Regions from separate parts of the Homo sapiens genome. Here all the other regions are linked to region 1. The links are chromatin loops, found by intact Hi-C in ENCODE. Cell type or tissue: endothelial cell of umbilical vein. All regions are shown on one strand. Region 1 overlaps CFAP54 (cilia and flagella associated protein 54). Region 2 has its middle 28 kb from the start of CDK17. Region 3 overlaps ELK3 (ETS transcription factor ELK3).

What was found. A loop is a pair of places that touch in the nucleus more often than their neighbours do. Peaks named below come from ENCODE experiments on the same cell type or tissue, not always from the same donor. Only the 100,000 strongest peaks of a DNase experiment are listed, where the experiment ranks them.
Region 2: it touches region 1 in a loop (5-fold over the local background); 7 of 110 quality-filtered maps call a loop at or near these places.
Region 3: a loop joins it to region 1, with 6 times the contacts of the local background. A loop is called at or near these places in 6 of 110 quality-filtered maps.

The regions. Positions count from the first base shown.
Region 1 is chr12:96,513,496-96,521,495 of GRCh38, reverse strand. It overlaps CFAP54 (cilia and flagella associated protein 54), which reads right to left. Exons shown (of 68, transcript NM_001306084.2): 6 at 2,425-2,568. Among named protein-coding and RNA genes, the nearest start is that of CFAP54, 28 kb to the right of the region's middle. RefSeq lists a silencer at 4,665-4,774. In endothelial cell of umbilical vein, a CTCF peak has its summit at 4,606 (motif pointing right); a DNase peak (open chromatin) is centred at 4,645; H3K27ac peaks cover 1,017 bases.
Region 2 is chr12:96,424,252-96,432,251 of GRCh38, reverse strand. It overlaps the pseudogene RN7SKP11. Among named protein-coding and RNA genes, the nearest start is that of CDK17, 28 kb to the right of the region's middle. RefSeq lists an enhancer at 6,604-6,703. In endothelial cell of umbilical vein, no CTCF peak of the experiment used is centred here; DNase peaks (open chromatin) are centred at 3,031, 4,741 and 6,741; H3K4me3 peaks cover 360 bases; H3K27ac peaks cover 5,580 bases.
Region 3 is chr12:96,260,360-96,268,359 of GRCh38, reverse strand. ELK3 (ETS transcription factor ELK3) reads right to left here. Exons shown (of 5, transcript NM_005230.4): 5 at 1-1,278. The coding sequence ends at 1,180. Among named protein-coding and RNA genes, the nearest start is that of ELK3, 70 kb to the right of the region's middle. In endothelial cell of umbilical vein, no CTCF peak of the experiment used is centred here; DNase peaks (open chromatin) are centred at 4,679 and 6,582; H3K27ac peaks cover 3,892 bases.

The sequences.
Region 1 (8,000 bases):
TTGCTCTTCTCAAATCCTAACCTTCCTATCATGACATGCTGTATTATCTACCTAACTGTTCACATTGACCATCAAATTGTGACTTCCTGAAAGGATCTTACTCATTTTTGTGTCTCCAATACGCAGCACACTGTATTTAATAAATATCTGAAGGAAGGAAGAAGGGAGGCTTTCTTATTTAATCATATCACCATTATTATAATCCTCTAGAGATAACAAATGAGTTCAAAGGAGTTATTAAGAACTCAATAACAAGAGTTCATGTCCCTTATTTCACCAACTCTTTGAAATATTTCATTCATCATTTATAATTTTTAATGAAGATGCTTCTAGATCAACCAAAATATTAACATATATGAAGGGTTACATTTTCCAATAAAGAAAAATCCCAATAGGGATCAAATGGCCAAAACGCTATAAAAGTTCCATTCCCTAATAATCTTAATAGCTATAGAACAAAATATGCCACCACTAGTACACTGAAGTTAACTATATATATACATGATGAGTTGTCTTTCTGGAATGTATCTTGAGCTACACAAGTAACCCGTGAAGGTTAAATTAGGCTGTTCTGCCTATGTGCCACCAGCATCAAACCCTTCAGAATTAGTTCAGGCAGGAAAAACTAAATGGAATTGTGAATTGGCCAGATGATTTATTTATGGTCGTTAACAAGATATGAATAGGCATGTGCACAGCCATGAAGGCAGTCCTACACAAGACTTCCAGCCAAAGAGGTTGACTAGAGCAGAAATCCAGCTTACGCCCCACATACCAAACCATGCACCCTTGTGCAGGAACGTGTTGGCCCAAAGGAAGGGGTGCTTATTTCTCATTCTCACCAAGGTCCCATCCACTGACCAAGCCAGGTGTCACATAATGTAGAGAAGGTGCCTTTTTCAAATTGATACAGGGGCACTCTACAGGCCAATAGAAGCTCTGGAGTGACACATATATAAATTTATATATATATAAATTTTTTTGAGATGGAGTTTCACTCTTGTTGCCCAGGCTGGAGTGCAACGGTGCGATCTCAGCTTACTGCAACCTCAGCCTCCCGAGTAGCTGGGACTACAGGTGCACACCACCATGCCTGACTAATTTTTGTATTTTTAGTAGAGACAGGGTTTCACCATGTTGGTCAAGCTGGTCTCGAACTCCTGATCTCAGGTGATCCACCAGCCTTAGCCTCCCAAAGTGCTGGGATTACAGGCATGAGCCACCATGCCCAGCCTGAAGTTAAGTTATATTTCAAGTACTCAATCAAAATGAAATGAAAGAAGGAAAAACAAAAAATAGAGTGTATTAAATGGTCATTAGAAAGTGTATTCAATTAGCTTGGCATAGTGGTGTGTGTCTGTAGTCCCAGATACTCCAGAGACTAAGACTGCAGTGAGCCGTGATCAGACCACTGCACTCCAGCCTGGGCAACAGAGCAAGATTCTGTCTTAAAAAATAAAGAAAGAAAACAAAAGAAAAACAAAGTGTACTAAATGGTGGTTAGCAGAGAAAAGCAAGACAAGAGTGTACATACTAAGTGATAAGGAACACAAAACTAAACGAGGAGGGAAGGTGGCTTGTATTCAAGAGCAAAGTGAGGATGGAAAGACAACAGATAGAAGTTTTTGAGATCTATTGCACAGCATGGTGATCATAGTTAACAATAACGTATTGCATATTTCAAAATTACTAGTAAATAGATTTTAAGTGTTCTCACTACAAGAAAAAGGTATGTGAGAAGATGAATATGTTAATTAGCTTAATCATTCCACAGTGCATACATTCAACAAAACATCACATTGTACCTCATAAGTATATACAATTATTATTTGTCATTTAAAAATAAAAATCTTAATTTTTAAAATTCCAAAAATCTTACTCAGAAATGGAGCAAAGAAGGTGAAAATGAATAGAGAATAAAGGAGAGAGCAGAAAGGAGGGTGAGAGAGAAAAACAATGGAAAAGCCAAGCCAATTTGTGCAAATAAAGCTGAACTTTTGTCTTTTCTTCATTTCAATTCTTTGGTTGGGTTTTGTTTTTCCCCTGGCAGGCATCTAAGGAAGAAAATGCTGGATACGCTCTATTTTAAAATATTGGGCCTGGACACAGTGGCTCACGCCTGTAATCCTAGCATTTTGAGAAGCCAAAGCAGGCAGATCACCTGAGGTCAGGAGTTCGAAATCAGCCTGATCAACATGGCAAAACCCTGTCTCTACTAAAAATACAAAAATTAGCCGGGCATGGTGGCGCATGCCTGTAATCCCAGCTACCCAGGAGGCTGAGGCAGGAGAATCGCTTGAACCTGGGAGGTGGACGTTGCAGTGAGCCGAGATCACATCACTGCACTCCAGCCTGGGCAACAAAGCCAGATTCCATCTCAAAAAAAAAAAAAACTCGACTCCTCAGAGTTAAAAAGCAGCATACCTCTCCGTGAATCCCGGCATGGCAGTCATAGCAGCACTGGCAAACAGCTGTGTAGAGAGTAGCGCGCCATGTCAAGTACCTGAGTGACAGGAGCGGGACCAAGGACTCCATACACATGCTGGCCCACAGGAGATACTCTAAGGCCTGCAAAATAAAGGGCACCATTGGATTTGTTTTCATTTGAAGTTAATAATGATAATTGTATTAAATATAATCAAATTCTAAGTTGTGAGCACAAGTTGCTGATTACTCAAACCAAAAATACCATAAATAACGTGTCAAGAAGAAACAAGCATTTAAAAAGTAAAAGATAATTTAAAAGCTCAAAATCTCAAGCCATTTTGGAAGACATCCTAAAATGTCTTTTTTGTTTGTTTATTTGTTTTTAGACAGAGTCTTGCTCTGTCACCCAGGCTGGAGTGCAATGGCACAATCGCAGCTTACTGCAACCTCCGCCCCCTGGGTTCAATTGATTCTCATGCCTCAGCCTCCTAAGTAACTGGAACTACAGGTGTGCACCACCACACCTGGCTAATTTTTCTATTTTAGTAGAGAGGGGGTTTTACCACGTTGACCAAGCTGGTCTTGAACTCCTGACCTCAAGTGATCCACCCGCCTCGGCCTCCCAAACTGCTGGAATTACAGGCATGAGCCACTGCACCCGGCCTGTCTTGTCTTATTATAAGCCTCTCTGCTCATTTTTATTAACATTTACCATGTCAACAGTAGTCTAGGAATTAACTCCAATGATACAATTGTTATTTGTTGGCCTGGAACCAGTATATGATTCTGAAGATTAGCTGGTATAGGAGGTAAGGAAAATGAAAAAGGCTTACAGCCTGGGGCCTGTGATGCTTAGTAGAAATGGTCCAAGATTAGAATCAAATAAACCTGGATTTTGGTCCCAATTTTACCACCTAGTGGCTGGATCATTTTACCTCTTTACGCCTCAATTTTCTCATCTGTAAAATGGGTATTTTTTCACATTACAATAGTGCTGTTATGGAGAAAGTGACAACGTACATGACATGCTAGGAAAATACTTCCATAATCTAAAATAAAATCCACCTTAATATACCTCCAGTGCATTGGTCCTCATGTCTTCCAGAACAGCACAAAGCAATCCAGAACTCACTTCTAAATTACAGCCATCCAGAAATCTAAAAACATTTATGTAGCCTGCCCTCTCCCTCAGCTCTCTCGTCCAGGGTAAATATCCCCAAGCACTTCCATCCCTCACGGAACTGCACTGCCCTTCTCCACCATGATTGGCCTTCTGTGGCTTTACCCCAGGTTGCCAGCATCCTTTCAGGGTGTATGGCTAGACCACAGTACAGTGAATGCTTTCAGTCCCTGGTTGTGGACACTGTACCTCTTCTAAATTAGACTAAGGTTGATTCCTTGCTGTTTTTGTTGTTGCTGTCATTGCTATTGTTGTGAACTTTGTGAACTGATATGAAATTAATCATATCACCAAAAACCCTCGAATTTTTCTCACATTTGCTGCTCCCTAACAATCTCTATTTCAGATTTTTGCATTTAGATTGTTGTGGTTTGGGTTGGGTGGTATATGATTAAGCCATGCCTAAATTTCCCCTTTAAATTCACATCTTTCTAAAATCCTTCAGGACTCCTGGTATTAGAAATTTCACATTTCAAAATGAAAATAGCTTCAGTTAACAATTGTTCACATTGTATTTGATTTGCTATGGAAAATCAAAGTTTTTTGTGCCAGAAGAGATCTTAAAAGTAACCTAGCTTGACTCCATGAGGCTAAACTCACTCTAATCAAAAGAGCTGGGGCTGAAACTCAGGTCTTTGAACTCCCAAATGCAGTGTTCTTTCCACTACACAGAGGAGCCCTGACAAAGGGGAGAAGCTCACCATAAACCACTTAGGGTTATGAAAAACCATCTTTCAAGTTTAAACAGGAAAAGCCATTTTCAAAATATGACTCAATTTGTAGCATTTTTTTCTTACCCTTAAAAGCTACAAATAATTGTTTCTATTAATTAAAAAATTTAATAGGATACATCAGGACTATTCTCTTCATGGAAAAAAAAAAAAAAACTTTAAAAAGTCAAATGATATCCATATCTAAAACATGGCCCCAGTAAGAGCATGTTGCAGGTGTTGAGCAGGAAATATACATACGATTAAATCAGCTCAGCCACAGGATGGCGCTGCAGCCTCATTTATATCAGCTTACACCATTTAAAGAAAATGACAAGCAATTTCAAAGTTAGGACTTAAAGTTTGTGTAATGGTACGTGAAATAATTTGACAGTAACTGTTCAAGCCACATACGTTGTCAAACCATTTCAGTTTCATAGTAAAATGAAACAGAAATCAATCGTTTCTTAGAATGAACAGATTCTAGATGTATTCTTTAATGTTTGCTGAGTACTATACTACAGTTTTAAATGCCACCAAAGAAGCTAAATTATTCCATAAACAAAAGCAAAATGGTCATATGTCTTCAGGGAAAGAGGTTTCAGAAGTCCGACCGCCCTCTATTCCCTAAGCTTATGCTGGTGACCTGCTGCAGCACTAAATTAGGTGTTTCTCACCTACGGAAGAGCCCCTGGTTAGTTTTGGTTTTCAGGATGTCTTTAGGAAGATAGGGTTATATCAGAAAATATCAACCCCTTCCCTGCAGCTTCTCCATTTGAGTATGTAAACCAAAATAGAATGGGTCATGACGGGATTCTATTTAGTCAACAGACATGCATTATTCTAATGGTACAGAGTGACACTGCCCCTGGTCTCAGCACATCTCTGACTAGATGTGTGACCCTAAGCAAAGTAACTTTTCCCAGCCTCAGCTTCCTTATCTATTATATAAGATAGAGGTAATGGCCGGACGCAGTGGCTCACACCTGTAATCCCAGCACTTTGGGAGGCCGAGGCGGGTGGATCACGAGGTCAGGAGATCAAGACCATCCTGGCTAACAAGGTGAAACCCTGTCTCTACTAAAAATACAAAAAATTAGCCAGGCATTGGGGCGGGTGCCTGTAGTCCCAGCTACTCAGGAGGCTGAGGCAGAAGAATGGCGTGAACCCGGGAGGTGGAGCTTGCAGTGAGCCAAGACCGCGCCACTGCACTCCAGCCTGGGCGACAGAGCGAGACTCCATATCAAAAAAAAAAAAAAAAAAAAACATAGAGGTAATGACAGCACCTTTCTCAAAGTGGTGGTGTGAAGATTAAATGAGATGACAAATGAAAGTGCTTACAAGCATACTTGATGACGGTAGGCATTCATTCAATCAATGTTAATGATGATGATGCTAGTGCCCACCTCATAAGCCTTTCACAGGACCTAGCACATGGTATAGATTCAATAATAACAAAAGCTAGCCATCATGCCTAGATCCTATAAAAACGGGAGTTTAGACAGCATGAGGAGCCCAGGTCTATTTCTCCTTCCGTCTTAGGCTATAACATACTTGAACTCTGAAGTCACTACAGTATTCAAAGCCCTCAGACCCAGGACATCTCACACACGGTGGGACCTCCAAAGACTTGTCTCCATTAAATGGACCCATCAAATCCATTTTTAGCCTCAGCTCAGGAATCAATTTACCAACTGGAGGTTTGGGAATTACTGGTGAAAATTATTAATTTCCTTGAAACAGAAAGAATGTCATTCAGATCTTCAGGTGCCAAATGTACAACCACCCACCCCTCCCCCAAAATTATTGCATCCCTCACCTCCCATCCCCATCCCACAAGACTGGCACCACAGAACTATACTCATTTTGGGCCAGGCACCGTGGCTCACGCCTGTAATCCCAGCATTTTGGAAGGCTTGAGGCGGGAAGATCACTGGAGGTCAGGAGTTCGAGACCAGCCTAGCCAATATGATGAAACCCCATCTCTACTAAAAATACAAAAAATTAGCCTGGCATGGTGGTGGGTGCCTGTAATCCCAGCTACTCAGGGGGCTGTGGCAGGAGAATCACTTGAACCCAGGAGGCAGAGCTTGCAGTGAGCTAAGACGGCGCCACTGCACCCAGCCTGGGCAACAGAGCAACACTCAGTCTCAAAAAAAAAAAAAAAAGAACTATACTCATTTTAGTGTCATTTTACAGGCGATTTAAGTTTTGAAATATAATGAACAAAAGAATAATTTTAGTGGCAAAATTTATGTACCCTGTGCTTTTATTAATTCATATAAAATATTATCGGTTCCCATGGTTTCCTTATGGTTGAAAAACTGAAGATTTATCTCCTAATAAGATTAGAATACCTATTTAATCAGCATGGCAAAATACTCAACTATCCTTATTTTATCAGAGACAAACTCAAGGTATATGAGGCAGAGAAGAAATGTCTTACAAAGGTTATGAATAAGAAATTATTTTAAGATGACTGTCACTTTAAAATTCTCTCAGTGTTAACAAGCACAAACACTAACAGTCAAATGTCGGCACAGACATTTCTGCCCTTCAAAGCTTTGGCAGCAAGCACTGCAGCAGACCAAACTATGATGGTCCTGTGAAGCCATGTTTGTTGTTGTTACACCAAGCGCAACCAGAGTATGCAAATTCTCTTTAGGAAATCATCTGGAACTGAATGTAGCATCATTGCAGTAGTCTGCGGGCCAAGTTTACATTAGGCCTGGGAGAGTCCCCCCTCAATTTAATTCACACTCAGAAAGCTGGCACAGAGCTTCTTCAAGTCACTGTCTGTCATAGAGTTTTTTAATTTGAGAAGCAAAACAGAGAGAGAACACATAATTAATGTTATCCATTGAGCATGCAAATTTCTTTACTTCCATTTTTATTTTTCAGATGTTGTCAACTTTTAAGATACTTGGCTATGCTTTGAGGAAATAAGAAAAAACATATCTCTCCTGAGTGTTAGAATATTCAGGGTAAGGTTCTGTATGGAATAAAGAATAAAGTAGTCATGTTTCAGATGCCAGCAACAACTCAAGCAGGGTCTCAACGGGAGTATATTCGCCCTTCTTGGCCTACATTCCAATAACTGGAAAACTAATACAGGGAATAAATATGTCTCCCGTGGACAAAAATGCTACCAACATTGTAGGGAAGTCAATAGAAGTGTCAGCAACTTCCTCAAGCTAACACTGAGCAGTGACTACTGGTAAGTAAGAATCTTATTATAAAATAAAGTCTCCTTGCCTTTGTCATGCAACTGGGTTAGAGTTTAAGTGTGCATTCACCCGATTAGCATGCAGGCCAGAAGTGGAAGCACTTCAAGCAGAATGAAATCCAAGCTCCGTATCATGACATAAAGGGGGTAACCATAGTTTATCATCCAAACCAGGACACCTTTTTTTAATTTTCTATTTTTTTTTCATTTGAGACACAGTCTTGCTCTGTCACCCAGGCTAGAGTGCAAAGTGGCACGATCTTGGCTCTCTGCAACCTCCGCCTCCCAGGCTCAAGCAATCTTCCCACCTCAGCCTCCCAAGTAGCTGGGACTACAGGCATGTGCCACCAGGTCCGGCTAATTTTTGTATTTTTTGTAAAGACGGGGTTTTGCCATGTTGGCCAGGCTGGTCTCAAACTCCTGGCCTCAAGTGATCTGCCAGTCTAGGTCTCCCGAA
Region 2 (8,000 bases), 89 kb after region 1:
TAATTTTTGTATTTTTTTTTTTCCGAGATGGAGTCTTGCCCTGTAGCCCAGGCTGGAATGCAGTGGCACAATCTCGGCTGACTGCAACACTCCCTGTCCTGGGTTCAAGCAATTCTCCTGCCTCAACCTCCTGAGTAGCTGGAATTACAGGCACGCACCACCACGTCCGGCTAATTTTTGTATTCTTAGTAGAGATGGGGTTCCACCATGTTGGCCAGGATGGTCTGGATCTCCTGACCTTGTGATCTGCCTGCCTTGGCCTCCCAAAGTGTTGGGATTACAGGCGTGAGCCACTGTGCCCAGCCAATTGCCCTTATTTGTATCCTGCTAAATCATAAAGGTTTGGGGAGTTCCTTTAGGCCCCAATAAACTTGTTTGTGGAGGCCTGGGGAGTTTCTTCAGACCCCCAATAAAACTTGTTTAATCCTAAAAGGGTCCTGTTAAGAATTGCTTCATTATTTTGTCATGCTTCAAGGCCCAGGAAAAGCTAGCCAAAACTCTTGGTGGGCTTTTGTTACATTCCAGCCTTTGTATAAGGATCCTGGCTCTTTCAGCTTTTAATATTTAACTTAACTACTTAGTCAGTGCTGAAACAGTTGTTACAGAGGTCTGCATCTGTGAGACCAGGCCTACCACACAACCTCTGCCTCCTGGGTTCAAGCGATTCTCCTGCCTCAGCCTCCCGAGTAGCTGGGACTACAGGCATGTGCCACCATACCTGGCTAATTTTGTATTTTTAGTAGAGACAGGGGTTCACCATGTTGGCCAGGCGGATCTCAAACTCTGACCTCAGGTGATCCCCAGTCCTGGGCCTCCCAAAGTGCTGGGATTACAGACAGGAGCCACCGAGCCTAGCCATTACAATCTTTTGGTGTAATGTGGGGTGTGTTAGGCCTCGGGGGCAGGCCTCTGACCTCCTGCCTTCTTCTCCCCTGCTTCAAGGCAGGACTCTAATTCTTCCTGCCCCACCCCCACCTTTCTGACTGTGGGTCTTAGGACTCTTCCCAGAGAGGATCCTGCCCATACCCTGGGGAAAGGAATGCTGACGTCATAAAGGTTCCATAAAAACCCAAAAGGAGGGCCAGGCGTGGTTGCTCATGCCTGTAATCCCAGCACTCTGGTAGGCCAAGGCGGACGGATCACTTGAGGTCAGGAGTTTGAGAGCAGCCTGGCCAACATGGTGAAACCCCATCTCCACTAAAAATACAAAAAATTAGCCAGGCATGGTGGCAGGTGCCTGTAACTCCAGCTACTCTGGAGGCTGAGGCAGGAGAATTGCTTGAACCCTGGAGGCGAAGGTTGCGATGAGTTGAGATTGTACCACTGCACTCCAGTCTGGGCGACAAGAGTGAAACTGTGTCCAAAAACAAAAACAAAAGGACAGAGTTCAGTGAGCTTCCAGATAGCTGAACACGTGGAGGGGTCCTGGTTGGTGGTATACTCATGAAGGGTATGGAAGTTCCATGCACCTTCCTCTATATCTCACCCCATGTGCCTCTGCATCTGCATCCTAAGTCTCTTACTCTGCAGGCAACAAATTAGTTGCCTATTCAATGTTCACTCTATTTCTCTTTCCTTCTTTTTTTTGTGAGACAGGGTCTCACTCTATTGCCCAGGCTAGAGTGCACTGATGCAGTCATAGCTCATTGCAGCCTCAAACTCCTGGGTTCAAGTGACCCTCCTCCCTCAGCCTCCCAAGTAGCTAGGACTACAGGTGCCTGCCACCATGCTCAGCTAATTTTTATTTATTTATTTATTTATTTATTTAGATCTCACTATGTTGCCCAGGCTGGTCTCGAACTCCTGGGCTCAAGCAATCTTTCCATGTTAGCCTCCCAAAGTGCTGAGATTAAGCATGAGCCACTGCACCCAGCATCTCTTTGCTGAACGCTGATTTTATTCAGTATCCCAACCTCTTCCACATCTACTGCTGAGAGCTCCATTCCAATTGTTCTTATTAGTATGTTTGGCAGTGACTGGTTTAGCTATTGGCATGTGGTGCATTCTGGCCAATTAAATGTAAAAAGAAATCTTTCAGGCTGCTTCTGAAAAAGGTTTCCTCCTTTCAAGAGAGATAAACAGAGAGCACCTCTTCCTCTAAAATTGTCCTGTCCAAAGGTTATACATGGAACTGCTGTAGTCTTCTCATAACTAAGGGGGCATTCCTTAAGGACAGAGAAAACAAAACACAGAGTGAAAAAGGCAAAGTTGGGGGAAAAAAAACCTCACCTTTATTGTTGGCCCATCAACATATTTAATCTTGGACATTCCTACCTTTGGACTTTTTGAATATAGTATTATTTATGCCCATTCTGAGTTCAGTTTTCTGTTATTTACAGCAGAAAATATCCTAATGGACACTTTGGCTTCTCTCTCTCCGGTGACTCCCGCCTGTCGCCATTGCAAGGACTTCCTCTCCTTTTAACATCTGTAGCCTTCTTTGAGTCCCAGGATCTCTAAACCTACTTTTTCTGAACATCAGAGAATAACTCCAAAATTCTATTAATTTACTATGGGGAACAATTCCCTTTTGTTTCCATTTCTCCAATCCAGCCTCCAGGGTCCCCTCCTCACCACCTCATTACCAAAAGACCCACTTAATGAGTTTGCTTAAAGAATTCTTTCCCAGAGATTAGACGCTAAAGACCTGGAGTCATACTACCTAAGTGTGAACATCAATTCCACGTCTTGCTAGCTGTGTAAGCTTTGATAAGGCGCTTATTTTTTCTGAGGCTCATCTTCATCTGCCAAATGTCAAATAATTTTTAATTTTTATATAGACAGGGTCTCACTATGTTGACAAGGCTGGTCTTGAACTCCTGGACTCAAGCAATCCTGCTGCCTCAGCCTCTGAAAGTGCCGAGATTACAGGTGTGAGCCAAATAATAATTGAAGAATTGGTGTGAAGCTCAAATGATGTCATCTACACGAAGACCTCATAACAGTGCCTGGCACTCGTAAGCATTCAAGATAAAAATGCTGATTGGAAGTAAAGGAAACCAGATAAAGTAGCAGAAAAGAAACTTTCCACTCTGTGTGCTAGTAGCTTACAGAATGGAAAGCCCAGCACAATAACCAGGCTCAGAAAAGACAAGGACCAGGGTGGCCTTGGGAATCCAAATAGCAAGAAGTAATCTTTTTCAGTCTTTTTGTTTCTCTGCTTGAGATTCAAACTCCTGGGGACAAGCATCTGATTGGTCTGGCTTTGGCTGTGTGTTCACCTCTTATTTGGCTAACGAAGTACCTTGGTTCTTGGAGCACCGGGATCGTCTCCAATAGTGCTCCAAGGCAAACTGGAAATGCTGTCACAAGAAAAAGGAGTAAAGTGAAAAACAAACAACCTAACACCATTGGTTATTCTACATTTGTTATACTATATTTTTAGGACAAGATTATGTATTCTACATATCACATTGCATAACATCCTTTATTTATTTATTTATTTATTTATTTATTTATTTATTTATTTATTTGAGACCGAGTCTTGCTCTGTCGTCCAGGCTGGAGTGCAGTGGTGCAATCTTGGCTCACTGTGACCTCCACTTCCTGGGTTTAAGCGATTCTCCTGCCTCAGGCTGGGATTACAGGCGTGTGCCACCAGGCCCAGCTAATTTTTGTATTTTTGTGGAGACTATCCAAAACACTTCTGCTCTTTTACAATTTGAATAGTCAGTTGATTCTCAATCTGAAGCCAGTTTTTATACTTATGACTCCTGAAGTCATTTTTCCTTCTCCTAATGTCATCCCACTGCATTGATCAAGATCTCCTAATCTAGAAAGGAAAGAGAAGAGGCCCACAAAAGAATAAAGCCAAACACTTTGGTTCCAAAGGCCGCTGGCTAAAAATTACTCTTCGATTTCACTTTTTTGTTTTTTGTTTTTTTGAGGTAGGGTCTCTTTCTGTCAACCAGGCCTAGGCTCAAGCAGTTTGCCCACCTCAGCCTCCCAAGTATCTGGGACCACAGGTACACACCACCACACCTGACCTCAAGTGATCCTCCTGCCTCAACCTCCCAAAGTGTTGGGATTACAGGCATGAGCCACCATGCCTGTTTGGATCATTTGTATTTTCAAAACTCAGTCCAAAGGAAAACACATGTTCTTGTCTCAGTTTTTTTAAGACCGAGAAGCCTGTCAATGATAATTATGGAGGGATATAACAAGGCTGTTATAGCCCTTGAAGGATGGGAGAGGCAGAGTTAAGAGTGAGGCTGTTAACAAAAAAAAATGCCAGTATTAAAGAAAAACATTGGAGGAAAGCATATACAATTGAGGACACAATTATCAGCCTGTCTTATCTATCCTTCTGTCAATTTTGCAGATTCTAGCCCTAGAGAGTGAAGTAAAAAAGGGAAAGGAGAAATGGATAGGAAAGCATCTTAATGGTCTAACTGGGTCTTTTCTTTAATTTTCAGAAGAGAAACCCTTTTGACCTCAAGCATGGTCAAAAAGATTCCATGATGCATTTATAGGCAAAAGCCTTAGAGAAAGCATTAACTTCACTGTTTATCATTTCTTTCATTCCCACATTTTCAACCACCGATTTATGTCCATTTTTTCTTATAAACATGTTTTTTCTTCACATCCATTCCTATTGTCAGAGTCAGCCTGGAGACCAGTCATCTTGTGGCTGTACTGCCATCACAGCTGTCTCCCATGATCTTATTCTAACTGCATTCTTTTCTGTGAAATCACAGCACGAGTCAGCTTCCTCCAGCATCATTTTGGCCTCACGCCTTTCAAATCACACTTAAGCTCCTGATCCAGATGTGAGAGCATTCTGGCTGAGACATTTGCTGCCCCTTTGTTCGTCAGCACTGACTCGGCTGAGCTGACTGAGGAGGCAGATGTCCCCTTCCTTCCTCACTGCTCTCTCTGCGCACCCTGCCCCCCAACCCCCTGGAGCTGCACACATGGAGACACTGGCAAACAAACAGGAAGGGAAGCCATGATCTGGAGCAAAATTGTCTAGGGTAAGAGGGTAGCCGGGAATTGGGACTAAGAACTAGGAAACTCTAACGTTGAGGGGCCAAGTGGTGAGGGCTGAGCCTAAAAGGAGGCAGAAAAATAGATGCTAGGAGGATGGTAGGAGGAAAATCAGAAAAATGTGGTGTTGTGGAAGCCAAGGGAAAAGATGTCTCGAACAGTAAAGAGGCATAAGCAAAATGCGGCCTATACACACAATACAATATTATTTTTTCTCGTTTTCTTTTGCTTTTGAGACAGAGTTTTGCTCTTGTCACCCAGGCTGGAGTGCAGTGGCGCAATCTCAGTTCACTGTAACCTCCACCTCCCAGGTTCAAGTGATTCTCCTGCCTCAGCCTCCCGAGTAGCTGGGATTACAGGCCCCATGCCCGGCTAATTTTTGTATTTATAGTAGAGATGGGGTTTCGCCATGTTAGCCAGGCTGGTCTGGAACTACTGACCTCAGGTGATACACCTGCCTCGGCCTCCCAAAGTGCTGGGATTACAGGCATGAGCCACCACGCCTGGCCACAATACAATATTATTTAGCCTTAAAAAGGAAGGAAATTCTAACACATGCTACAATATGAGATGAGCTTGAAGACATTATGCTAAGTGAAATAAGTCAGTCACAAAAGTGACAAATACTGTATGGTTCCACTTATATAAAGTACCTAGAGTAGGCAAGGTGTGGTGTCTCATGTCTGTAATCCTCTCACTTTGGGAGGCTGAGGTGGATGCATCACCTGAGGTCAGGAGTTCGAGACCAGCCTGGCCAACATGGTGAAACCCCGTCCCTACTGAAAACACAAAAATTAGCCTGGCGTGGTGGCAGATGCCTATAATCCCAGCTACTTGGGACACTGAGGCAGGATAATCGGTTGAACCCAGGAGGCGGAAGTTGCAGTGAACCGAGATGGCTCCATTGTACTCCATCCTGGGCAATAAGAGCGAAACTCTGTCTCAAAAAAATAAATAAATAAAAAATAAAAAAAATAAAGTACCTAGAGTAGTCAAACCCATGGAGACAGAAAGTAAAGGGTGGTTGCCAGAGGCTGGGGGAAGATGGTAAACAGGAGTTATTGTGCAATGGGTATAGAGTTTCAGTCTTGCAAGCTAAAAAGAGCTCTGTGAGCCTGGCACTGTGGTTCCCTAATCCCAGCACTTTGGGAGGGTAAGGTGAGAGAATTGCTTGAGCTCAGGAGTTCGAGATCAACCTGGGCAATAGAGCAAGACCTCACCTCTACTAAATCCCACCCTCCCCATAAAAAAATCCCCAAAACTGGCCAGGCGTGGGGGCATGAACCTGTAGTCCCAGCTACTTGAGAGGCTGCAGCAGGAGGATCGTTTGATCCCAGGAGATCAAGGCTGCAGTGAATTATGATCATGCCACTGCACTCCAACCTGGGGGGCAAAGCAACAGCCTTTCTCAAAAAAGAAAAAAAGGAAAAGAGAAACAAAAGGAGTTTTATGAATGGTGGTGATGATCACACAGCAATGTGAATGCACTTAATGTCATTAAACTGTACTCTTAAAGGTAGTTTTACCACAATTTTTAGAAAAAGTAAAGAGAGGTCAGCAGATTCAGATGCAGCTGAAAGGTCGGGGATAGGGAGGACTGAAAATATCCCTTGTGTTTAGCGTCATAGAGATTGCTGGTGACAAGTGTGAGCAGGATCCTGCCTACATTCTGGGTGACTTCAATCAATATTCACATGCAAATATTTATGCATATTTTCTGGCTCATAACTGACTTTCAGTAAAAGTGAGTCATGACAGATTCAGGCTGTCTGTGGTCCATGGCTAACCTCTTCCTCCTGTCCCTGCCTTCACTTGATGCATTTCATTCTCCCTGGCGTACTCCTGGCTCCTATGCACATTTCAACATTTTCTCCATAAATCTTAACAGGCCTTAAATGTCCTGTTTTCCCTAGTAGGGTGCTGATTCCTCTTTTCTGCCAACCCACCTCTCTCCGTTGCTTCCAAACAGGCACTAAATACTTCCCCCCTCCAAGGCCTTTTCCTAGATTAATTCCATTTGGCTTCAAAAATTCTTACCATTATCTTCATCTCTTTTATCCTAATAATTTTTTTCTCATAAAGATCTTTTTTTTCTTTTGAGATGGAGTCTCACTCTGTCACCCAGGCTGGAATGCAGTGACACGATCCCGGCTCATCGCAACCTCCACCTCCCGTGTTCCAGAGATTCTCCTGTCTTAGCCTCCCGAGTAGCTGGGATTACAGGCACCCGCCACCATGCCCAACTAATTATTTTTTGTATTTTTAGTAGAGACAAGTTTTCACCATGTTGGCCAGGCTGGTCTGGAACTCCTGACCTCAGGTGATCCACTCGCCTCAGCCTCCCAAAGTACTGGGATTACAGGCATGAGCCACCACGCCCAGCCATAAAGATCTTAAAATAGTATTTATCACTCATTCAATAATTACTTAAGGAATTTAACATTCCATAAACATGAATAAAGCCACTACTACATACCAGGTATTGTGACAGTTACTAGAGATACACTTCTTGCCCTCAAACAGCTTATAGTCCAGTAGGGAAAAATGTATCTTCTGTACCTTGTACACAGACATTTTTGTCTTGAGGTTAAATTTAAAAATACAAATGGCAAAGAAAAAATCTCTCTCTAGAGAAAGATTTACAACTATTTCGGGAGACAATATAGCATTACAGTTTCAGTAGGAACTCCTTTTCCTTGCTGATAAATTTAGTATAAACTGGCCAGGCATGGTGGCTCATGCCTGTAATCCCAAAACTTTGGGAGGCTGAGACAGACAGATCACCTAAGGTCAGGAGTTCAAGACCAGCCTGGCCAACATGGCAAATCCTGTCTCTACTAAAAATACAAGAATTAGCCGGGCGTGATGGCAGGCGCCTGTAATCCCAGCTACTAGGGAGGCTGAGGTAGGAGAATTGCTTGAACCCAGGAGGCGGAGGTTACAGTGAGCTGAGATCATGCCATTACACTCCAGCCTGGGTGACGAGAGCAAAACTCCATCTCAAAAACAAAAAA
Region 3 (8,000 bases), 250 kb after region 1:
CTTCATTCTCCCCTAACTTTAGTAATACATAAAGCAGTGTATCCTCTCTCAGTTTCCACAAGCAAGGCCTTTAGTACCTCCACTCTCTATTTGTATTACAGCAAGTTTTTGATCCATCAAAAATTGTGAACACCTACCTATACTGATGAAGATACCTAGTGTTAAAAATGGTTTCTTTGTTGTTTGGGTTCATCACCACTCTGTGAGCTTCTTCTAAAGCATTAGATTTTTTAAATGTTAATTATAGTTCCAGGGGAACCCCAACTTACTTATACTGACACAGTAAATATATCAGATGGTCGGGATTCCCTATGGAAAACTGAGAAAACCAGGGCTAATTTTTTGAAATAAGAATATGCTAACCTAGGAGATATTCTTGGGCCTGGAATAGCATGAACTTGATGTAGCTTTTCCATCTCAGATTTTTGTCTGGGAGGCATCTAAAAGATAAGATACTGTAAACAGCTAAGGAGGCTAGCCTTTCAAGGTCCATTCTTTTGAAAATGTACTTTAGAACATTTTCTTTTATCAATGTTTATTGTCTAAATATGGCTTAGTTTATTATAAAAACATTACTTGGACATTTACTGAATTTCAGTTCAAAAGAGGTTCTAAGGCAATTCTTATACAATTGAAAGTAAAACAAAACGTGATATATGCTTTCATATTGCCCACTGGTGAAAAATAATGAAATTCTACTAGAGAGCTGTTTGATACTAATTTTCATCTTTCAAACATTTCCTCTTAATACTAAAAAATATATAAATCATTCATTTACATTAAATGCGAAGGAAGGCACAACTGGTTATAGTCTATATAAGCACACAGTTTAGCATACTCAGAACTAAAGAGAAAAAAGCTTCACATCCTTATTAGTTATACTGAAAACCATTAAGAAAAGTTCTTCACTGTCAACAGTGTTCAACACTTAAGAGCTAAAAGGATATAAAAACAAAAACATTAAAATTCACTTAATGCCAAACAGATTTTCATATATACTTGAATATATCAAAAACAGTTTTTAAAATGCTAACATAAATCTAGACTATCCATGTTATGAAAAGTGCAAACCAAATTAACAAGAGTTTCACAATGTCCTTCTCACGACACAGGTAAACTAGCCCGTGGGGACAAATTTGTTTCATCAGTTAATGAGTCCTTAATTGTGGCCAGACGTCATCAGGATTTCTGAGAGTTTGAAGAAAGCAGTACTGGAGAAGCAGCTCTGTCCAGACTGGGGATTGGCACTGGCATGTGGCCATTAAGCAGTGTGGGGAACTGTAGGGGACAAAAGATTTTTACAATAATTATTGCAAATCCATTGGGAAGAACTTAGGTTCTTTACATTCCCATACAGTCCATAGCAGTCCATTTCTCTCATCACCCCTGTGATAGAGATTAGTTGCCAATGTATTTTACAGAATAATTGGAAGATGACAATGAGATCAAGATTTACATAGAGCAAACAAAGGATAAGGCCCAGAAAATGTCCCTAATTATTCTATATGCATAGGCTACTAGGAAAAAATATATAATTTATATGTTGCTAAAGCATCTTCTAACACTATTTTTTAAAAGTTCTAAGCTACTCAGGATGCTGATAATGCTATAAATATTAAAATAATGTTTAATATTAAATATTAAAAGAGTGTTTTGAAAACCATAGACTCTTTACATGTGAGTCAGTAATTTCTAATACTATATTTTGAAATTTGCCATCAGTTTTTCAGGGTACTACAAAGATGATTCTTGCAGCATTTATTCTAAAGTAAGAAATGTATTTAAAGATTTAGAATAGATTATTTTGGAGCTAAGAAAGTATTCTAATTAAAATATCACACAGATCACTCATAAGTGACAAAGAATAAGATTTCTGTATTGTTGTTCACTAAGATGATAAATATAGTAGGATGACAGTATATGCTCTGATAATGAGTTTCAGGTCTGAAACAAATATGTTAGTTGCAATCCCAACTGAACAAGGCCTTTTAATATGTGACTACTTGCAACTAGATTTTCGTTGTTGAGGATGATGTGTCAAAAAGATCTCCTGGGCTGTCTTTTCTAGCTTATTTCCTATTTAGTCCAGGAAAGTTAAACTTCAGCGCCAAATATCAAATTACAGAGCCTGACACATGTTAGAAGTACAACAAATACTTATATTTAAGTAAATATGTTTTTGCAATTTTCAAACAATTTCAGTAACTTGTGTCTAGTACCTTAGAGTTTATCAAGGCTTGTCATTTCATTTGATACCTAGGAGCTGTAACGTAAGTTTTGTTGTCCCCATTTTACAGATGAGAAAACAGATTTCAAATAAGTTCTGTTGGCTAAAGGTCACACAGCTAATAAGCAACACAGCCAAGTTTTAAACAAATCTTTCTGTACCAACATTTTACAACTTTTTATTTTGGTAGGAGTTAGGGGGTATCTTTAATTACTGTTTTAATTTCTTTAATGATTATTGGCATATTCAAGGTTTTTGTTTCTTTTCTGGAACTTTAGAATTTTAACTTTTTCTAGAATTGTATTCACTTCAACTGCATTATCAAATCTATGCACATATAGTTTATACTCTTGTTTAAAAGGTCCGTGCTACTAACCACTCTTCCCATTGAGTTAGAGTGAACATGGGAAGATGAACAGATTTTAAATTTTCATTTATTTATTTATTTTATTTAGAGATAGGGTCTGGCTCTGTCACCCAGGCTGGAGCATAGTGATGCAATATTGGCTCACTGCAACCTCCACCTCCCAGCCATCCTCCCACTTCAGCCTCCTAAGTAGCTGGGACTACAGGTGGATGCCACCATGCCTAGCTAATTTTTGTATGTTTGGTAAATACGAGGTTTCACCATGTTGCCCAGGCTGGTCTGGAACTCCTGAGCTCAAGCAACTGGCCTGCCTCAGCCTCCCAAAGTGCTGGGATTGCAGATGTCAGCCACTGTGCCCAGCCTGCATTTTCATTCTTTTTGTTTATTTGCATCTTCTCTCTCTTTGGTGTACCTTATTGGTGTTTTCAAGAGAATCAGTTTTGGTATTCATCTGTTTTGCAAAATAAATTACTGATTTCTGCCCTTATTATTTCTGTATACTCAATGGACATAGTTTCTCTTGATTAGCCTGGCTTTTCTAACATTTTTTTAGTCATCTTTATTAGGCTCTTCTCCCATGACACTCCCCTATTTTAAACTGCAACGTTTCCCAAACTTTTGTCCCCAGCCACCTTTTCTCCAGTACCATGCTTGGACTTGACAACCATTTCCATTTTAGACATCTCCAACCAATGCCTCTTTCCCACAAAACTCGCCCTTCTTCCATTGCTTACTCCAAGTCAGTGAGAATGGTGGCTGGGACCACAAACTTAAAACTTGAGTCAGGGCTCCACCACTTACGAGTGTGTTATCTTGAATAAACTAGCCAATATCCCTGTGCCTTAGTTTCTTATCTCTAAAATAGAATTACTGGGAGTATTAAATGAGAAGCCACCAAAAGTGCTAAGAACAACGTCTTGCACACAATAAGTCATCAATCATCAATAAATGTTAACTATTGTTATGTTTTATCTTTATTTTTTCAGACAGGATCACTCTGTCGCCCAGGTTTGAGTGCAGTGGCATGCTCATGGCTCACTACAGCCTCAACCTCCAGGGCTCAAGCAGTGCTGCCACCTCAGCCTCCCTAGTAGTTGGGACCACAGGCACACGCCAGCACACGTGGCCAATTTTTGTATTTTTTTTGGAGAGACAGGGTCTTGCTATGTTGCCCCTGATGGTCTCGAACTCTTGGGCTCAAGTGATCCACCCATGTCACCCTCCCAAAGTGCTGGGATTACAGGCATGAACCACCATGCCCGGCCTTAACTATTGTTATTTAGTAGCATTTCCAGTATGTTAATCACTTAGTAATCTTTGCTTCTACTTAATTTTCAATACCTACTTTACCCCTCAGACCCAGCTCAAAGTCTGCCTCTCTTGAGCTCACCTCTAAAATGTCTTCTAATTATATCCTGTGTCCACTGTTTTAATCTCAAAGATGATTCTCCCTTCAATATTTGTAGTATCATTTCCTCTAGCCAGGTATGGTCGTTGACACCTGTAATCCTAGCCCTTCCTAGGAAGCTAAAGCAGGAGGACTGCTCGAGCCCAGGAGTTCAAAACCAGCCTGAGCAATATAGTGAGACCTCGTTTCTACAAAAAAATTTCAAAACTTAGCCAGGCTTGGTGGCATATGCCTGTAGTTGTAGTCCCAGCTACTTGAGAGGCTGAGGTGGGAGGATCGCTTGAGCCCAGGAGGCAGAGGTTGCAGTGAGCCGAGATTGTGCCACCGCACTCCAGCCTGGGCAGCACAGCGAGCTCATCTCAAAAAATAAAAATAAAAATTTCCTCTTATCTTCCTGTTCCTTCCACTTTCTCTTCAGTTCTTCCTCCACACTAATATCAGTGATTGTTCTCTAAAACAGAGATCTCATCCTCCTACCTCCAGCTTAAAAAGCGTAAACATTTAACAGATAAAGAGAGAAATTCCTAAGCCTATATTCAAGGCCCACAGCTGCGTTTCCAACCTTATCTCCTATCACCTGGTCCCTTCCTGAACAGACTCTCACGTCCCCGTCATTCGGCTCTATTCATCTAAATGTACTCGATCGAAATCCTGTCCCTTCCTCCCAGCTGAGGCGCCACTGCTTCCTTGGAGCCTGTCCAGTGGCCAGCTGGAAAAAGCGCGTCTGCCCCTTACTTTCTGCAGCAGTTTGTTTACTCATCCACTATTCACATATTCTCTGTCCCTACAGTCCTTGTCGCAGAGCATTGCAAATATTTGCTGGGGTTAGATTTGTTGAACTAAAAATTACAGCACACATTCTTAATTGAAAACTTAATTAGCTCTACCTTGTTTCAAGACATACCTATTCCTACTAGGTATATTCCACATTGGAACAAAATCTGTTTCAAAAGTCATGGAACAGACATCCTTAGACAAGAAGAAAATAATAAACTGTCCAAGAAAAACCGAGTTCACTTTATTTATATAAATCAAGGTTCTTTGTTTACATTTAGCACAATGTCTTCGGTGCCTCTCTCCTTACCTAAACATTTCTCAATTTTAAAGCATACCTCTTCCAGAAAGGCGTCTTCTCTCTCCTTCCTTGGAATTCTTTCATATCTGCTATAACCTGCTATAGTAATCATATTAGGGGCCCTTCTGTACAAAAATGCTTCAGCTGTTCAACTATTACCCCAAGGATTCTGATCAACCTTTCCAATCATGGTAATAGGAAACTTGCCAGCATCATTTAAAATGTGTAAGCCAAATCTATTTTTTTCTTCCTTCATTACATCTATAGCGTACATGAAAGAGGTTTGTTGTTATTTTGAAAGAAAATTATTTTCATCAGTTTAAAAGGGATGTTGGCCAGCGTGGTGGTATGCCTGTAGTCCCAGCTACTCCAGAGGCTGAAGTGGAGGACTACTTGAACCCAGGAGTTCAAGACCAGCCTGGACAACATAATGAGACCCCGTCTCTAAATTTAAAAAAAAAAAAAAGTTCTTAAAAAAATAAGAGGCACTGCTGATAGTAATCTGAATTCTGAATATGTATCAATTGTAACATCTAGTTTTAAAAATCAGAAAGTTATTCCTCTACCATATTTTGTTGTTTACCGTTCTCAAAATTGCTATTTTCAACTTTTGCCATACTCAGTTGCTCTTTTCACAGGAAGACTAATAATATTTTAAAAGGCAAAAAATTGTTTTTCCTTAGTCTCCTGGATCCAGCCACAAAAAGAGAGCCCAAGGCCATACAACCTGTCAGCCATCCGGAATACCAGCTTGTCTTTTTTTTCAAGGGTTGTATTCTGAATGGCTTCAGGAAAGAGAACAGGTCCACTTGGTGAAATTAAAACTCTAAGCAGGTAGCCTTTAAATGCAGTAATTTCTGATGCAGAATTCTAAATATAAACTAGGAACCTCTGGTCTGCAGTGCTTCTCAAATTGGTTCCTAGACTGGGTAGTATCACTAGGAACATGACAAAAATGTTTTTGGGCCAGGCACGGTGGCTTACACCTGTAATCGCAGCAATTTGGGAGACCAAGGCAGGCAGGTCACTTGAGGTCAGGAGTTTGGGACCAGCCTGGCCAACATGGCAAAACTCCATCTCTACTAAAAATACAAAAATTAACTGTGTGTGGTGGTACACGCCTGTAGTCCTAGCTATTTGGGATGCTGAAGCAAGAGAATCACTTGGACCCAGGAGGTGGAAATTGCAGTGAGCAGAGATCACACCACTGCACTCCAGCCTGGGCAACAGAGTGAGACTCTGTCTCAAAAAAAAAAAAAAAAAAAGTTTTTATCAGGCCCTATCCCAGACCTACTGAGTCAGAAACTCTGGGAGTGGGGCCCTGCAATCTTTATTTTAACTCACCCTCTAGGAGATTATTTTGCATGCTAACTTTGAGAACCATTGGTCTACAGTAGTGACTGAGGACTGAAGAAACGAGCGGATGCACGTATCCCAACTCCCAGAGATCCTGATAACGTGTCGAATCACTGTAGACATGAACCATCATTTCCTGTTGGGAGTGTTGGGCTGGAAAAGGTATCTAAGACAAGGAATCCCAAAGAACCCCCAGCCAATAGTGCTCCATTGCTTTCCTAGGAGGTTGCCAAGGCCTGCACCAATCAGGTGGCAGAATTCCCAGTAAGGAGAGAAATGAGAGGCCACTTATTATTCACAAATACCTACTGAACTCTACAGAAGCTCTGTGTTAGATTCTAGGATTAGAGTAGTATAACAATCCCTACTGCCATGGAGTTTACTGTAACCAAACAATTTCTTTCTATTCTATTAATTTTAGAATTCTGCTGCTCTAATCTTAAGACTTTCAGGAAATGAGGTGTTTTTATCTCTCCACCAAAAGATTAGTATTCCTAATTTTAAACTTTCCTAATACAACATTTGCTCATTGCTTTTTGCTATTTCTAGTTTCTCTTTTCCTACCCAAGCTGAAATTGTTAAAAATCAACATGACTATAGCTCAAGTTGTTGTGATGGGAATAAGGGCTGTGAAAGAGATAGAAACCCAATTACTCCAAGGATATGGTCACTTCATGACACCCTACCCTAACTCCACTAGGAAACCAAAGAAGCAAGATGGCAATCAAAACCTCTTTAGCTCCACCCTTACAAAGAGACCCTGAATCCCAGCATGTACAGCTCCTGGCACAGAGGAGGTACTCAGCAGACATTAACCTTGACAAGCAAAATGACCAGCTCAGATGATCATGAAGACTTGCTATTAATACTGGCCTTTCTCAGACTTCTCTTTGTGAATTCATTTAGACAGTCAATTATTACTGAGCCTCACTTGTGTACCAAGCCATGTGCCAGATGCTGGGGACACCACAGTGAACAGGATTCCATTCTGGTCTCGAGGGCCCATAGTTTAGTGAGAAAGATTGCCAGATCAACAGGCAATCATAATACAAAGTGCCACGTGCTAGATGAAATGGTATCCAAAGAGCTGCAACTAACTTGGGGTAAGCCACACTGTGGGGCACAGGATACAGGCAGGGACGATGAGAAAAGCTAGAATTTGGGAAAGAGGGAGTTTGCACTGGGTCCACCTTTTCTTCAGTCCTGTCCCTAGGATTCTTTCCACCTGCACTCAACATATTCAAACAGTAACACCTTAATCAGTGAGTAATGATCTATGGGTCTCAAGGAGGAAATACTGATTTCTCCATGATAGCAAGTGACGGTCCTGCAAGATTCTGGTGTGTGAATGAATAATGAAGGTGCTCGCCTAGTATGGAGAGTTCTATAAGATAAAGCAGCTAAGTCTTCATTATTTTTTAACCAAATGCCCTGGATTCTCCTTTTTCATTACAGAACAAGGAGAACTTAATGATGATTCATAAAATGATGCAAGTAATTTTTCTATCCCAGGATGGGGAAATTGTTCACTATTTTTATTTTCACTTTATGTCAAACAAGTTGCTAC